2 separate regions of the Homo sapiens genome follow, and region 2 is linked to region 1. Evidence: chromatin loops called from intact Hi-C (ENCODE). Cell type or tissue: tibial artery. All regions are shown on one strand. Links, peaks and the distances in the headings refer to the core of each region. The heading gives the core; the rest is flanking DNA.

The links. A loop is a pair of places that touch in the nucleus more often than their neighbours do. Peaks named below come from ENCODE experiments on the same cell type or tissue, not always from the same donor. Only the 100,000 strongest peaks of a DNase experiment are listed, where the experiment ranks them.
Region 2: a loop joins it to region 1, with 5 times the contacts of the local background. A loop is called at or near these places in 2 of 110 quality-filtered maps.

Annotation. Positions count from the first base shown.
Region 1 is chr1:169,492,952-169,503,663 of GRCh38, forward strand. No RefSeq gene overlaps it. Among named protein-coding and RNA genes, the nearest start is that of SLC19A2, 12 kb to the left of the region's middle. In tibial artery, for the core only: no CTCF peak of the experiment used is centred there; no DNase peak of the experiment used is centred there.
Region 2 is chr1:169,379,679-169,384,678 of GRCh38, forward strand. It overlaps BLZF1 (basic leucine zipper nuclear factor 1), which reads left to right. Exons shown (of 7, transcript NM_001320973.2): 5 at 803-931; 6 at 2,384-2,603. Among named protein-coding and RNA genes, the nearest start is that of BLZF1, 14 kb to the left of the region's middle. In tibial artery, for the core only: no CTCF peak of the experiment used is centred there; no DNase peak of the experiment used is centred there.

The DNA of each region.
Region 1 (10,712 bases), core at 2,499-7,498:
ATCCTAAGTTTTTACTGTGGTCTGTAAGGCCCTACCTGATATACTCACTCCATCTCAGTATATCTCTAATCTCATCTCCTATGACTGTCCACCTTCCCACTCTGGGCTATTCACGCTGGCTTCTTCATTGTTTCTTGTATGTACTAAGCACACTTCTACATCAGGACCTTGGCCCTTGCTATTCTGTCTGCCTAGAACAGTCTCTTCTTAGATATTAGTATGATGCCCTCCCTCACTACTTTCAGGTTTCTGCCTAATTATCACCTTATTCTACTTAAAATAGCACACATTCCCATCCTGGCCACCTTCTATTCTTCTACCCTGCTTTCTTCATCTTAGCACTCGTCCCCACTTGCTATATTATATATTTATTTATTTTGCCTGTTTCTGAGAATAAGCACTACAATAAGAGCTCCATAAAAGCAATGGCTTTGTTTTTGTTTACTGTTCTAGAACAGTGCTTGGCAACATACTCATACTTGACACATATTTGTTGAATGAATGAAGTAAGTGTCAATTCCTCTCTGCACACTTCTCTGATGCCTCTTGGGCAATTGCTCTGTTTTCTGTTCCCTTGGAACTATGTATATACCTCTACTATAGCTATCACATTTTATTGTAACTTTTTTTCCTCACCAGCCTATAGAATCCTTAAAAGCAGATGTCTTATCATATCCTTCCTAACACAAATTTGGTGAAAATGAGTAGAGTGAATGAAGGTCGAAGAAGAATAGCAATACAGCCACTCTGCAGATTCGAGGATGGACATGTTTGAGCCCTCATTAATCCCATCTTCAGGAGGCTGCATTGGTACTATATGTGGCATTTATTTCAATAGAGATGCTCAAGGCAAAAACGATATTTTACTGGTCTACAAGTTCCCAAATTTCCTTTAGGAAAATACTTGGGTATTATCCCGTAAACTACTTGAGTGGCTGAAGCTTTAAAAACAAGCATCCTGGCTAACACGGAGCAACCCCGTCTCTACTAAAAATACAAAAAATTAGCCGGGCATGGTGGCGGCGCCTGTAGTCCCAGCTACTCGGCAGGCTGAGGCAGGAGAATGGCGTGAACCCGGGAGGCGGAGCTTGCAGTGAGCCGAGATCGTGCTACTGCACTCCAGACTGGGCGACAGAGCGAGACTCCGTCTCAAAAAGAAAAAAAAACAAGCTAATATGTAACAGTTCTGTCATAAGGCCATATCACAAACAGTGATAACGTGGAATTCAATAGGAAAATGAAATAGATGTTCATAGAAAAAAGACTTTAACACATTATCCATCTGGATGCCATGAGTTCTGTGGACCTCCCTCATACAGACTCTAGGAATCAATCTAGGGGAAATTTTGTTGTGATCCAAAAATGTCACTGGATTAGGAATTGAGAACCCTAAATTCTCACTCAGGTTTTTCTATAAATAGGCTACATGACTTCAGATAAATGGCTGCATGTTGTATCTGAGGTTCCTCTAACATGGGTGTTAGGAGTAGATGATCTCCATAAGCCTTCTAGCTATAAAGTTCACTGACTCTATTGATTCAGCTGGGAGACTGTACCTAAGTAACAAGAACAGACTGAGTACTGGAAGAGGAATGTATTCTCTCTCAACATCAATGACCTTGAATGTGAGAGTGATTACAGAGTTTTGACACCTAGCAGTGCCTGGACCCAGGTCTCAAATCCTGTTTGTACTCCTGCTCCTATAGACACAACTGCTTTTCCCAAACTTGCAGAAACTGGACTCCCACTAAGATGGAAAAGGGTGCCGGCCGCGGTGGCTCACACCTGTAATCCCAGCACTTTGGGAGGCCGAGGCGGGCAGATCACGAGGTCAAGAGATCAAGACCATCCTGGCCAACATGGTGAAACCCTGTCTCTCCTAAAAATACAAAAATTTGCTGGGTGTGGTGGCACGTGCCTGTAGTCCCAGCTACTCGAGAGGCTGAGGCAGGAGAATCGCTTGAACCTGGGAGGCGGAGGTTGCAGTGAGCCGAGATCTCGCCACTGCACTCCAGCCTGGGGACAAGTGAGACTCCGTCTCAAAAAAAAAAAAAAGATGGAAGAGGGAAAGGGTTTGAGACACTAGCTGGATTTGAGAGATATGTTTAGCTGAGGTCTTAGGAAGGAGACTGCAAACTTGCCAGCATTGTAGTGATTGGCTAAGCTCTGCTGTTGGATTTTTCTCTGAGAATGAGAATGAATGTGGCCCAGCATTCAGGGTGTCTCCTTTGGGAGTTCCCATGGGGCTTCCAGAGATTGCCAGAGGCACACTGGGAGCAGTCACAGTTACCTATGAGGTGGCAGTTCTGCAAGCCCTGTCTGTGACTCAAAGCAGCCTCCTTGTTTCCTCACATCAGACAGACTTCCATTAAGAATGGGGTTCATGTGAGACCAGAAGGGGCTGGACTATATATTTAGCCAAGACAGGTGGTGAAATAATTTATTTTCTGATATACTTTATCTTTCTTAGAGAATGTATCAGAACTTTTTTGGGAAAGAGTGATGAGTCTTGATTTGTAAAAGCATGTCACCTCTTATGGTAATCTCCAAAGCAGCATTTACAATCACATGTGAATGAGTCATAAACTAAGAAATGTTGAATGATCTGAAATAAGGGTATGTTGATTTCTCTCATCAAATATTCATTTTTGGCAACATAATGGACTCAAGGCACAGATATTAAGTGCTTTGAAATTCTCAAAGCCACAAAGACAGGCCATATCTATGAATGTTTCTGATATGTGACTCTCCTCCCTCCTTCCCTCTTAATGAGGTATAAATGCATTCAAACACACAGTCACACATTTATTTTATCTCCTCTCAGTTATGTGTTCTCCATGTGGTTTGGTGAGATATTTTAAAATACTCTTCAATGGATAATTAAAGGTTCAAAAAATTTTATGTAAAATTCTCCCAGATAGAAGAGATTAGTAAAGAAATATTCTTTCCAAGTCTCAATCTGAATACAATACTGATTCAGGACCCCCGTCCAGGTTCTCATAACTGCAAATTCCCAATATGCTGTTCAGCTTTTGTCTCCTTCTCAATTCTGATTTTCAAGATGAGAGTTCTTGGCTGGAATATTTGCTAACAGTGAGAAGACATCTTCAGTTCTTGGTGAGGCATTCAGGTATTACAGAACATGACTATTTAAGCCGTGTGTGTGCATGCTTGTCACATCCTGCCTGGTAAATAATTTCTGGTTTTTATATACATGACTTCCTCTCCCACTAACTGTAGGGATTTTTGTGATTAGAAACTAAGTGTGGTCTTTATCTTTCCTGGTGTCTCCTGTGGTGTTTTAAATATAAGAGTTGTCCAGTAAGTGTTTGGTGGACACATTTCTGAGTCCTCATGAATTATACTTTCAACCTTCACTAATGCTTTTTTGCAGCTCATTTACAGGTATTATAACATTCCGTTTAGCTATAGATGAAGCATTCCATCCTTATAGTTAGCCAAGTTCTTCTATTGTGGTGTAGAGATCTTTAGGTGAAACCATCTTTAGAGTCTGTCATGAACCACAGGGTGAAAAAGACCTATCTGTATTACAGTATGAACATCCTTTCAGGAGAGGTCTACATTCATGCTTTTGCATATAACTCATATCAGTTTAATTTCTAACCTCTTCTTCTTTAGCTTTCCATTGGCATTCCATAGCAGAAGCTCTTCCTAATGTGAAATACAAGAGAAGATCTACAGATTCAAGAATTTGTGTCTGGGAGGTCCACCAAGAACTCTGAACCTCAGTTCTTTATTCTCCAAAGGATACTTTGATATGTACCCATCAGTGAGGACAGGGACTTTGTACAAGAAAGAGAAATTAATGAAACTTGTGAGCATCTGAATATTCTGATATCTTACCTCCCCACTCCCACCCTATCTAAAACCTCATCACCTGGCTTAGCATATAAAGAGCTTAATGGTGGGATACATCAGGCTGACCTAGGTTTAGGACCTAGCCACCATTATAACTTTTGGCAGCCTAGGACAAGGTATCATTCCCTTCTAAGGCTCAGTTTTCTCATGTAAAATGGAGATAATAATATCCACTTCTTGGGGTAGTTGGGAGGATTAAATAAGATTATATATGATAAATGTTCTCCATAGTACCTAGCACAAAATTAATCTTTAAAAAAAGGAGATCTATTATTATCTAAGTACCATAGTGGGCCAGCTTCCAAGTACTTAGGAAAGATCCTTGCACAAAGTAGGAGCTCTTTAAATACTGTGCAGGCAGCAAATGCCAGTTACGTTTTCAAATTTGGCTTTTGTTTATTTTGTCAGAGACTAGAGCATATTCATGAGCAGAGGAAAAAGAAGAGATCCAGAGTATACCAAATTTTCCTTAAACAACTTTATTGAGGTATAATTTTTGTCCAATATCACCCATTTTAAGTATATATTAAATATATATTTGATAAGTTTTGACAAACATATGTAATCACACATATGAAACAAGTCCCTGAGGTATGGAGGTACTGGGATCCAAAACAGAAATATAAGGTGTGACCTGACTAAGAAAGGAAAATTCACCCTGTCAGGTGGTCAAACCAGAATGACTCCATTTTGAGTGAGGGCTAGGAAAATGAGGCTGAGACTTGCTGGGCTGCATTCTAAAAAAGTTAGGCAATCCTAGCTCTTAGATGTTTATGGTTAAGGGGACAAATTAATAATGTTTACTAAACACACCCAGATTTAGGAGTGTCCGGGTATCCCGATATCTGGAGAATAAAGGCATTCCTAATTTTGCTTTAAAGACAGTAGTATCAATTCTTGAAAAATATAGTAATTAAGAAAATTCATCCTTCATCACAAACCCTAGTAGCAGAACACATCTCCCCATATAATACAAGCATTGTACCTAGGGTGAGTGTGTTCCTCCTCTTACTTTCAGGAATGTCCTACTCTGTCTATAGAATAGCTGTTCTTCCACCACTTTACTTCCTTAATAAACTTGCTTTCTCTTTGCACTGAGGACTCACCCTGAATTCTTTCTTGCACAAGATCCAAGAACCCTTTCTTGGGGTCTGGATTGGGACCCCTTTCCTGTAACGGCCTCAGGCTCCCCAGGGAAGGAGTTAAGGTGGATGAAAATGTAGATAAATAGGCACTAGGAGGGGGTAGGAGATGACATTGAAAACATTCCCTAATGTTATCTATTTCTCCTATGTGATAAGAGGCAAGGTACTTGCTGAAAAAAAGGTAAACAAGGATGAGACAGGTTCTACCTTAGAATATGAAAGTTTAAATAGCATATGTGGGGAGCGACTGACAAGGAATGTGAATAGAAATTGCCCAGCTAGGTCTGTGTATATGTTACAGCCTGGGTGTAGCACGGAGAGTGTGAGTGCTAGACTAATTCAAGGTTGGGGGCTTCTCAGGGGGTAAGAATGAGGAGCAGAAGGCTGGAGACAAGAGTTTTCCCCAGGGTTTGTAAGTATTGTTGATGAACCATGGGTGTGTGCTGCTTAGAGAAGGAAGGGAAGCCATGAGGGGACCCAGAGGTATCATGTAATGAAGGGACTGAGAGAGCTGGGTATCTCCATGAAATGTGAGAGTGGGTGGGGTGGGAGTTCACACGAGCTGAGATGCACAGGGAGTTTCTTGCTAGTTGGATTTAACATTCCATGGAGGACATATTCTGAAGGATGATGTATTAGTTTTCACACTGCTATAAAGATACAACTGAAGACTGAGTAATTTTTAAAGGAAAGATTTAATTGACACATTGCACGTGGCTGGGGAGGCCTCAGGAAACTTACAATCATGGCAGAAGGGGAAGCAGGCACATCTCACATGGCAGCAGGTGAGAGAGAGAGAGAGAAGTCCAGGGGAAACTGCCATTTATAAAACCATCAGATCTTGTGAGAACCCTCTCACTATCATGAGAATAGCACTGGGGAAAATCACCCATATGATTCAGTCACCTCCCACCAGGCCTCTTCTCAACAGCTGGGGAATATAATTCAAGATGAGATTTGGGTGGGTACACAAAGCCTAATCATATCAGATAACAAAGTTCATGTTGTGCTCACAGAAATCAGCTCTTCACATACAGTGGAATGCAAAGTTAATTTGTTAATAATGGATAGAAAAGAAAGAATAATTTTGACAACACTAAGCTTTTTTTTTTTTTTTTTTTTGAGATGGAGTTTCACTTTGTTGCCCAGGCTAGAGTGAAGTGGTGCAATCTCTGCTCACTGCAACCTCCGCCCCCAGGGTTCAAGTGATTCTCCTGCCTCAGCCTCCTGAGTAGCTGGGATTATAGGTGCCTGCCACCATGCCTGGCTAATTTTTGTATTTTTTAGTAGAGATGGGGTTTCACAATGTTGGCCAGGCTGGTCTCGAAGTCCTGACTTCAGGTGATCCACTGCCTCGGCCTCCCAAAGTGCTAGGATTACAGGCATGAGCCACAATGCCTGGCCCAACACTGGGCTTTTAAAAAGCACTGCCAGTGTTTCAGTGGGTAGTGTTCTTACCCATAGTCTTGGGAGACAACTATTACATTGCATACTGCTTAATTCATTAGCAAATCCTATTGACTTTGCCTTCAAAATATGGCCGGAATTCCACCACTCTCACCATTTTTATTGCTACCACAGTTGATATGAATATCTGTAATTGCAGCTAAATTGGACTTCCTGCTAACATCCTTGATCCCCTATAGTCTCTTCTTGTTATAGCTGTCACAAAGATTCTTTTAAAGCACAAGTCAGATGATATTCTTCTCCGTTCAATACTGTCCAATAACTTCCCATCTCATTCAGCAAATGAGCCCAAGGGCTGCTAGACCTAAATAGCCACTCTATTCCCCACCCTCTGTCTCTCTCCACCTTTCCCCACCCATTTTATTCTTTGATCTCAACTTCTGCTCTCCCCCTTGCTCATTTGGCTTCAGCCACCTGGTTCTCCTTGTCAATCCTGGATCACTACCTGCATATTTTTACTACAAAATGTTTATTCATGGTTCTTTCTGCTTTCTAAGTTTTTTTTTTTCCTATATGTCTGTGGTATTTACTTCCTCACTTCCTCTGCTCTTTGCTCAAACATCAAGCTAGGGCCTCCCCTGACCATCCTTTTTAATGTTGACTTCCTCCCCACTACAAATATTCAGCTCCTGCTATTGATTTATTTTTGCCATAGGACTTATTATCTAATATCTTATATATTTTTATTATGGTTTATTGTCTCTTTCTTTCAACTTGTGAATAAACTCCATTCAAGTAGGAATTTTGTCTGTTTTGTTATCTTCAGTACCTGAACAGTACCTAGCACTTAATAGGCAATCAATAAATGAATTGACTGTAAGGATATTTGTCCTGACTCAGAAGGTTAACAAGGATATCCAGGACCTGAACTCAGCTCTGCAACAAGCAGACCTAATAGACATCTATAGAATTTTCCACCCCAAATCAACAGAATATACATTCTTTTCAGCACCACATTGCACTTATTCTAAAATTGACCACATAATTGGAAGTAAAGCACTCCTCAGCAAATGTAAAAGAACAGAAATCACAACAAACTGTCTCTCAGACCACAGTGCAATCAAATTAGAATTCAGGATTAAGAAACTCACTCAAAACCATGCAACTACATGGAAACTGAACAACTTGCTCCTGAATGACTGCTGGGTAAATAACGAAATGAAGGCAGAAATAAAGATGTTCTTTGAAACCAATGAGAACAAAGACACAACATACCAGAATCTCTGGGACACATTTAAAGCAGTGTTTAGAGTGAAAGTTATAGCACTAAATGCCCACAAGAGAAAGAGGAAAAATCTAAAATCGACACCCTAACATCACAATTAAAAGAACTGGAGAAACAAGAGCAAACACATTCAAAAGCTAGCGGAAGGCAAGAAATAACTAAGATCAGAGCAGACCTGAAAGAGATAGAGACACAAAAAAACCCTTCAAAAAATCAATGAATCTAGGAGCTGGTTTTTTGAAAAGATCAACAAAATTGATAGACCACTAGCAAGACTAATAAAGAAGAAAATAGAGAAGAATCAAATAGACGCAATAAAAATGATAAAGGGGATATCACCACTGATCCCACAGAAATACAAACTACCATCAGAGAATACTATAAACACCTCTATACAAATAAACTAGAAAATCTAGAAGAAATGGATAAATTCCTGGACACATACACCCTCCCAAGACTAAACCAGGAAGAAGCTGAATCTCTGAATAGACCAATAATAGGCTCTGAAATTGAGGCAATAATTAATAGCCTACCAACCAAAATATGTCCAGAACCAGACAGATTCAAAGCCAAATTCACCAGAGGTACAAGGAGGAGGTGGTACCACTCCTTCTGAAACTGTTTCAATCAATAGAAAAAGAGAGAATCCTCCCTAACTCATTTTATGAGGCAAACATCATCCTGATACCAAAGCCTGGCAGAGACACAACAAAAAAAAGAGAATTTTAGACCAATATCCCTGATGAATGTCGATGTGAAAATCCTCAGTAAAATACTGGCAAACTGAATCCAGCAGCACATCGAAAAGCTTATCCACCACAATCAAGTCGGCTTCATCCTTGTGATGCAAGGCTGGTTCAAAATACCCAAGTCAATAAACATAATTGATCACATAAACAGAACCAATGACAAAAACCACATGATTATCTCAATAGAGGCAGAAAAGGCCTTTGAAAAAATTCAACAGCCCTTCATGCTAAAAACTCTGAATAAACTAGGTATTGGTGGAACGTATCTCAAAATAATAAGAGCTATTTATGACAAACCCACAGCCAATATCATAATGAATGGGCAAAAACTGGAAGCATTCCCTTTGAAAACTGGCACAAGACAGGGATGCCCTCTCTCACCACTCCTATTCAACATAGTGTTTGAAGTTCTGGCCAGGGCAATCAGGCAAGAGAAAGAAATAAAGGATATTCAATTAGGAAATGAGGAAGTCAAATTGTCCCTGTTTGCAGATGGCATGATTGTATATTTAGAAAACCCCATTGTCTGAGCCCAAAACCTCCTTAAGCTGATAAGCAACTTCAGCAAAGTCTCAGGATACAAAATCAATGTGCAAAAATCACAAGCATTCCTATACACCATTAACAGACAAACAGGGAGGCAAATCATGAGTGAACTCCCATTCACAATTGCTACAAAGGGAATAAGATACCTAGGAATCCAACTTACAAGGGATGTGAAGGATCTCTTCAAGTAAAACTACAAACCACTGCTCAAGGAAATAAAAGAGGACACAAACAAATGGAAGAAAATTCCATGCTCATGGATAGGAAAAATCAATATCATGAAAATGGCCATACTGCCCAAAGTAATTTATAGATTCAATGTAATCCCCATCAAGCTACCAATGACTTTCTTCACAGAATTGGAAAAAACTACTTTAAAGTTCATATGGAACCAAAAAAGAGCCTACATTGCCAAGACAATCCTAAGCAAAAAGAACAAAGCTGGAGGCATCATGCTACCTGACTTCAAACTATACTACAAGGTTACAATAACCAAAACAGCATGGTGCTGGTACCAAAACATATATAGACCAATGGAACAGAACAGAGGCCTCAGAAATTACACCAAACATCTACAAACATCTGATCTTTGACAAACCTGACCAAAAAAAGCAATGGGGAAAGGATTCCCTATTTAACAAATGGTGCTAGCCATATGTAGAAAGCTGACTAATGTACCGCATAATTGGTACATTGTCAGCTCCAAAAAGGAACTGCTATGGGATCTTGGGCTCTCCAGGCCTCAGTTTCTTCATCTGGCTGACTGTCGTGGATCGGAGGAGATGATCTCCAAGGGCCTTTTCAGCTTGGAGTGTTGCTATGGGATCTTGGGCTCTCCAGGCCTCAGTTTCTTCATCTGGCTGACTGTCGTGGATCGGAGGAGATGATCTCCAAGGGCCTTTTCAGCTTGGAGTGTTGCCTAAGGAGTGACCGAGGGAGGAGGCAGCTGTGCCAAGGTCCCCGGCCAGCCATGGGTGACTGACTAGCCATATGTAGAAAACTGACTAGCCATATGTAGAAAGCTGAAACTAGATCCCTTCCTTACACCTTATACAAAAATTAATTCAAGATGAATTAAAGACTTAAATGATAGACCTAAAACCATAAAAAGCCTAGAAGAAATCCTAGGCAATACCATTCAGGACATAGGCATGGGCAAAGCCTTCATGACTAAAACACCAAAAGCAATGGCAACAAAAGCCAAAATAGACAAATGGGATCTAATTAAACTAAAGAGCTTCTGCACAGCAAAAGAAACTACCATCAGAGTGAACAGGCAACCTACAGAATGGGAGAAAATTTTTGCAATCTACCCATCTGACAAAGGGCTAATATCCAGAATCTACAAAGAACTCAAACAAATTTACAAGAAAAAAACAACCCCATCAAAAAGTTGGCAAAGGATATGAGCAGACACTTCTCAAAAGAAGACATCTATGCAGCCAACAGTCACATGAAAAAATGCTCATCATCACTGGTCATCAGAGAAATGCAAATCAAAACCACAGTGAGATACCATCTCACACCAGTTAGAATGGCAATCATTGAAAAGTCAGGAAACAACAGATGCGGGAGAGGATGTGGAGAAATGGGAACACTTTTACAGTGTTGCTGGGAGTGTAAATTAGTTCAACCATTGTGGAAGACACTGTGGTGATTCCTCAAAGATCTAGAACTAGAATTACCATTTGACCCAGCAGT
Region 2 (5,000 bases), core at 1-5,000, 120 kb before region 1:
AGACTTAAATTTTAATTTTAAATTTTTCAGCCGATTAACCATACTTGAACATTTTGCTTCAATTCCATCAATAGAAAACTGGTTAAATAAAATTTTGTGTATCCAATCAGTAGAAAACATGAAGCTAATTTTTGAAAAAAGGGAATGAGATAGCTGTATATGTGCTAATATGGATAAGTCTCTAAGATAAATTATTAAATGAAAAACTAAGATTTAGAAAAGTTCGTATTCAGTATCTCTTTTTGTAAATAAAGTGGATAAATTTATTTTTAACACATGTATATGTTGAAATATACATAAATTTTTTTTTGAGAAGTGTAAAAAAACTTTGTTGACTGCATATAAAAGGATAGGTATGCTGGGCATGACAAAAGACTTTATATAAATCTTTTTATATTAATATTTTTCTGGGGGCAAAGAGGTAATTGAGTGAAGAAGATAATTTAGTTTTGTTTGTCTCTTTAAGTTTTTCTGTATTTAAAAATATTTAATAATTTTTTCTTTCAAATTTTGGTCAATCTAGAGTAAGATTGAGATGTACTCCAAAAGTCATTATATAGGAAAGTTGAATAACTCTTGCCTTTGTCATTGTCTAAATGAATATTTTAACTGAATCCCTTTAATGAACTCTAAGCTAATAAGCATTTTTAATGCTCTTTAGCTAAAATTTAAAAACTGTGAAGTAACTATACTGTTAAATCTTTGTTAGCTTCTGAAAGTGACAGTCACAAAGTAGTATATTCAATTTTTTACACTGTATTATTGTCAGCAAATTTATATGTAAGATTTTAATCTTTTTCAGGGTAATGGCAGATGAGTTAACCAACTCAAGAGCAGCTTTACAGCGTCAAAACCGTGATGCACACGGGGCTATACAAGATCTCCTAAGTGAACGGGAACAGTTTCGTCAAGAAATGATAGCTACCCAGAAGTATGGCACTTGTTTACATTCTGAACTCTTCTGCTTTCTCCTGCAAATTAAGTTATTGTAGTTTTGGTTTTTTTGTTTGTTTGTTTTTGTTTTGGGTGTGTCTACATTTGATAACTTACTGAGCATATACTTTTAGTAGCATTTTAAAATAGATGCTCTGGGAGGGAAGAGGACTGAAAAAATAGAAGGCATGCTTTTCACATTCTTAATTGGGGAAATAATTAGTTATATCTGTAGTAGAAGGATTCTCTGGATTTAAAAGCAATTGCTGGTAATAGTTGTAGTCGTACAGTTTTCGGTAGAAGCCAAGGAGTGTACCTGTCTCTCCTGTGGAAAGAGATCTTTTTGAAGACTTCCTACAGTATTAGAGCTTGTTTTCATGTCCATATACTCCAGAACTATCAAAATTGATGGTCTTCCTTAAAAGCCTTTTGCATTTTTATATAGTTGATTTATTACACGTAGAATCAGTAAGTGTCAAAGAGCAAATTATAGGGGAAATTAGAAGAATGAAAACACAAGAAACGTCTAACCAGTTTAATCAGGAAAAAAAGAGAAGATATACATTACCAGTATCAGGAATGAAGGGGGGGGTACAATATAGACTCTATACACATAAAAAAGATAATACAGAAATGTTATGAACAAATCCATGTCAATAAATTCAGTAATTTAGATGAAATGGACAAACTCCATGAAAGACAAACTACCAAAGGTTACTCAAGAACAAATAGATAACCTGAATAGCCCTAACCTATTAAAGCAAATATAATTTATAGTTAAAAATTAAATATTTTCCAGTAAAGGAAATTCCAGGTCTAGATGGATTCACTGATGAATGCTAGTAAACATCTAAGGAAGACATAAAACCAAACTTATAAAAATTATTCTAGAAAACAGAAGAGAAGGAAACAATTTCCAGCTCATTTCATGAGACCAGCATTGTCTTGATATCAGAACCATTAGCCAAAACCCACCAACTAATATCTCTAATGAACATAAATGCAAAAATCCTTAACAGAATTTCAGTGAATCAAGTCCAACAATACAGAAAAAGTTTTATACATTTTGACCAAGTAAAGTGAATCCCAGGAATTGTAGATTGGTTTAGCATTCAAGAATCAATTAATGTAACTCACCAAAAAAGAAAAACCGTATGAATATCCCCATAGTTGCACAAATTATGTAAGTAGTTCCTATACTAAAAGATGAGAACAAAGAAAAGTACTGTTTGTTAAATGATTTTCATACAACAACCTAGTAGATTAACATATGCTTTCTGTAGTCTAACTTACTTGACTAAGACATCCGAATTTATGGAACTCTGAGAGAGAAAGGGATCAGAGAAAGATGTTATATAATTTCAGAAATATTTGTATTACCTATTTACTATTATTAATTTTTACATTTTGCTCTCTTACTATGTCCGGTGTTCATGTGTGTTCTATGCAGATTATTGGAGGAGCTCTTAGTTTCCTTGCAATGGGGAAGAGAGCAAACTTACTCCCCTAGTGTACAACCCCACAGCACAGCAGAGCTAGCATTAACAAATCACAAGTTGGCAAAAGCAGTAAATTCTCATCTTCTGGGAAATGTTGGCATTAACAATCAAAAAAAGATTCCATCAACAGTTGAATTCTGCAGCACCCCAGCTGAGAAAATGGCTGAAACGGTAAAATATTTTCTTTTGTGATCTATGGAACTTCTAACACTGTCCTTTTACTGAAAGGTGACATATCATGGAAAGCATTTGGCATTAGGAATTAGGAAATGTGGGATCTAAACCACTCATGCTATTGAGTGTGTTATCTTGGAGAAAATTATTTCCTCTTCTGCGCTTTAATATTTTCTAACACTACTGTTCTATTTTTAAGGACAAAAAAAGTAATTGTTTTGAAAGAGGTCCTATGTTTTAGCTATTAAGTCACTGATAATCCTTTTCATGAGTTCATTTTGATATAAAAACCACTGTGTAGAATTTTTAATGTAGATTAAATTAGTAGATTCATAGATTACTTCTGATCTAAGAAATTACTTAATTTCCACATATAGATGGAAATGTATCAAATACTACAGTACAGATAGTATAGTCCTGGATGAATTCAGGGTCCATGCAGCTGGCTTGTCAAATACTCATCTCACATGTCTGTGACAACAACCAAGTTCACCTTCGTTACAACTCTCATGTCCCCATCTGGGTCCCTGCCTGTCGCCATAACTCTTGCACTATTAAAATCTTCAACTCAACATCTCTGTCTCTGTGATCTGTGATCTCAACTTTTTTTCTTTCCAACTCTGATTCTTCATTCTGACTCCCTGGATGTGAACACATCTTTGATCATATAATTGTTTTTATTCCCTTGGTCCCTATATTTTTTTATGTATCTCATCAGCTCACTCTTTTAGTTTCTCTTCCCACATAGCTTTCCTAGACTCTATTCATAAGTGCCTTACTGCCTTATCTTCCTCTCCGAGTATGCTGCAAACCCCAGTCCTGTGTCAGTTCAGCTGTTTGCCTTTTTATTTCAGTACCCATCAAATACTACCTCACATTCAGCAGATGACTTTCCTTCCTAATCCACAGAAGAAAAAGGGGACAGAGGCAGAAAACTGCCTGAAGGTTTCATTAGATATCTAGAAGCCTATCTGTATGGCAGCATACATTTCTCTCAGAGGAAAAGGTGTCCTTCCTCTTCTCCTAAGCATACCTCCCCTCTAGGCCCTGGCTTCACCCTCAACAGTTATTCCTTCTCTCTGTTGGCTCTTTCCTTTTGGCTTAAGAACATGTCCAAGCATCATTCATCTAAAAAAGAAAAATCTTCCCTCTATTGTAAGATGTCTGGATATGGCTTTATCACCTTCCTTTCACATCCAAGAATCTTGGACAAGTTGTCCAGACATGTTTGTACTTAAACACCATCCATTCCTCAATTCCTACCGTCACTTAAATCTGTAGACTTCCTGCCCCACTATTCTCAGTAAGTACTCTTAAAAAGGTCATGAACATTTACTATCATATTATACTGTATCGAGCATTCCTTCCTGGAAACTCCCTTGACCTTTGTAACATCACTCTTTCTTGGCCCTGATGCTACCTCTCTGAGCTCTTCTTCATAGACTTTTTTCCTCCTTTAGATGTTCATGTTTCATAGGAATCTGTGTTCCCCTTTTCAAAATCTCTTCGTTCCTAAACACCATACTCTTGAAACGATTCACTACTTTTGTGACCATTGTTTCTAAGTTTTTGAGGGGGAGGGGCATCCTCTTCCTGTGACCCCTCTTGAGCTTTCTTTACATAACATACTTTCTCTATTCTCTTGGTGTTATTCTGTTTACCATAGCTTTATGCTTGTGACTTTTCCATCTCAGACTTTTTTCTGAGTCTGAGAGATTTATATCCAGCCAGGTATTTCCATCTACTTGTTCCACAGATGGCTAAAAATATAATCTCTTTTCTCCTTGCTTTTGCATTTGTACAACCCCCCACCCCTAAAAATCTCCTCCTTTTCCTGTATTCCCTATCTTGATGAATTATACCTACTCTATAGTGCTGTTTTCAGATTTCGATAAAAAACACATATAAAGCCTGCAGCAGTTTCCAATATATTGTAATTTCTCAATAAATGGTAGCTATCGTTTTTACTATTTCCTTCATTCCCCTAGTCCTGTTGATTTTACAGATCTTACCAGTTTTTTTCTAATTTATCCCCTCCCAAGTTCAAACACCTGACTTCCAGCCTAGCCCACTGCAGTTGCCCCCTCACTGATATCCCTGCCCTCCTTCTTAGCTGCTCCTGCCCACCCACTACTGGCAGAGAGTTATTTCAGAAGGCCAAATCAGTCATCAAACAGTTCCCAGTCTCCCTCATTATTGAATCAGAATTCATTCATATTGTATAGAAGGCTTTTTATAATCTTTCTTCCATCTCCCCTTCTCAAGAATCATTTCCCAAGTGTCACTACCCACTGCACTTAACATTCCAGCAGGGTTTAACCACTTTTCATGATGCACATAGGCCATTGTATCTCATGCCTCTGTACATACTTTTTCTTGTCTGGACTACCCTCC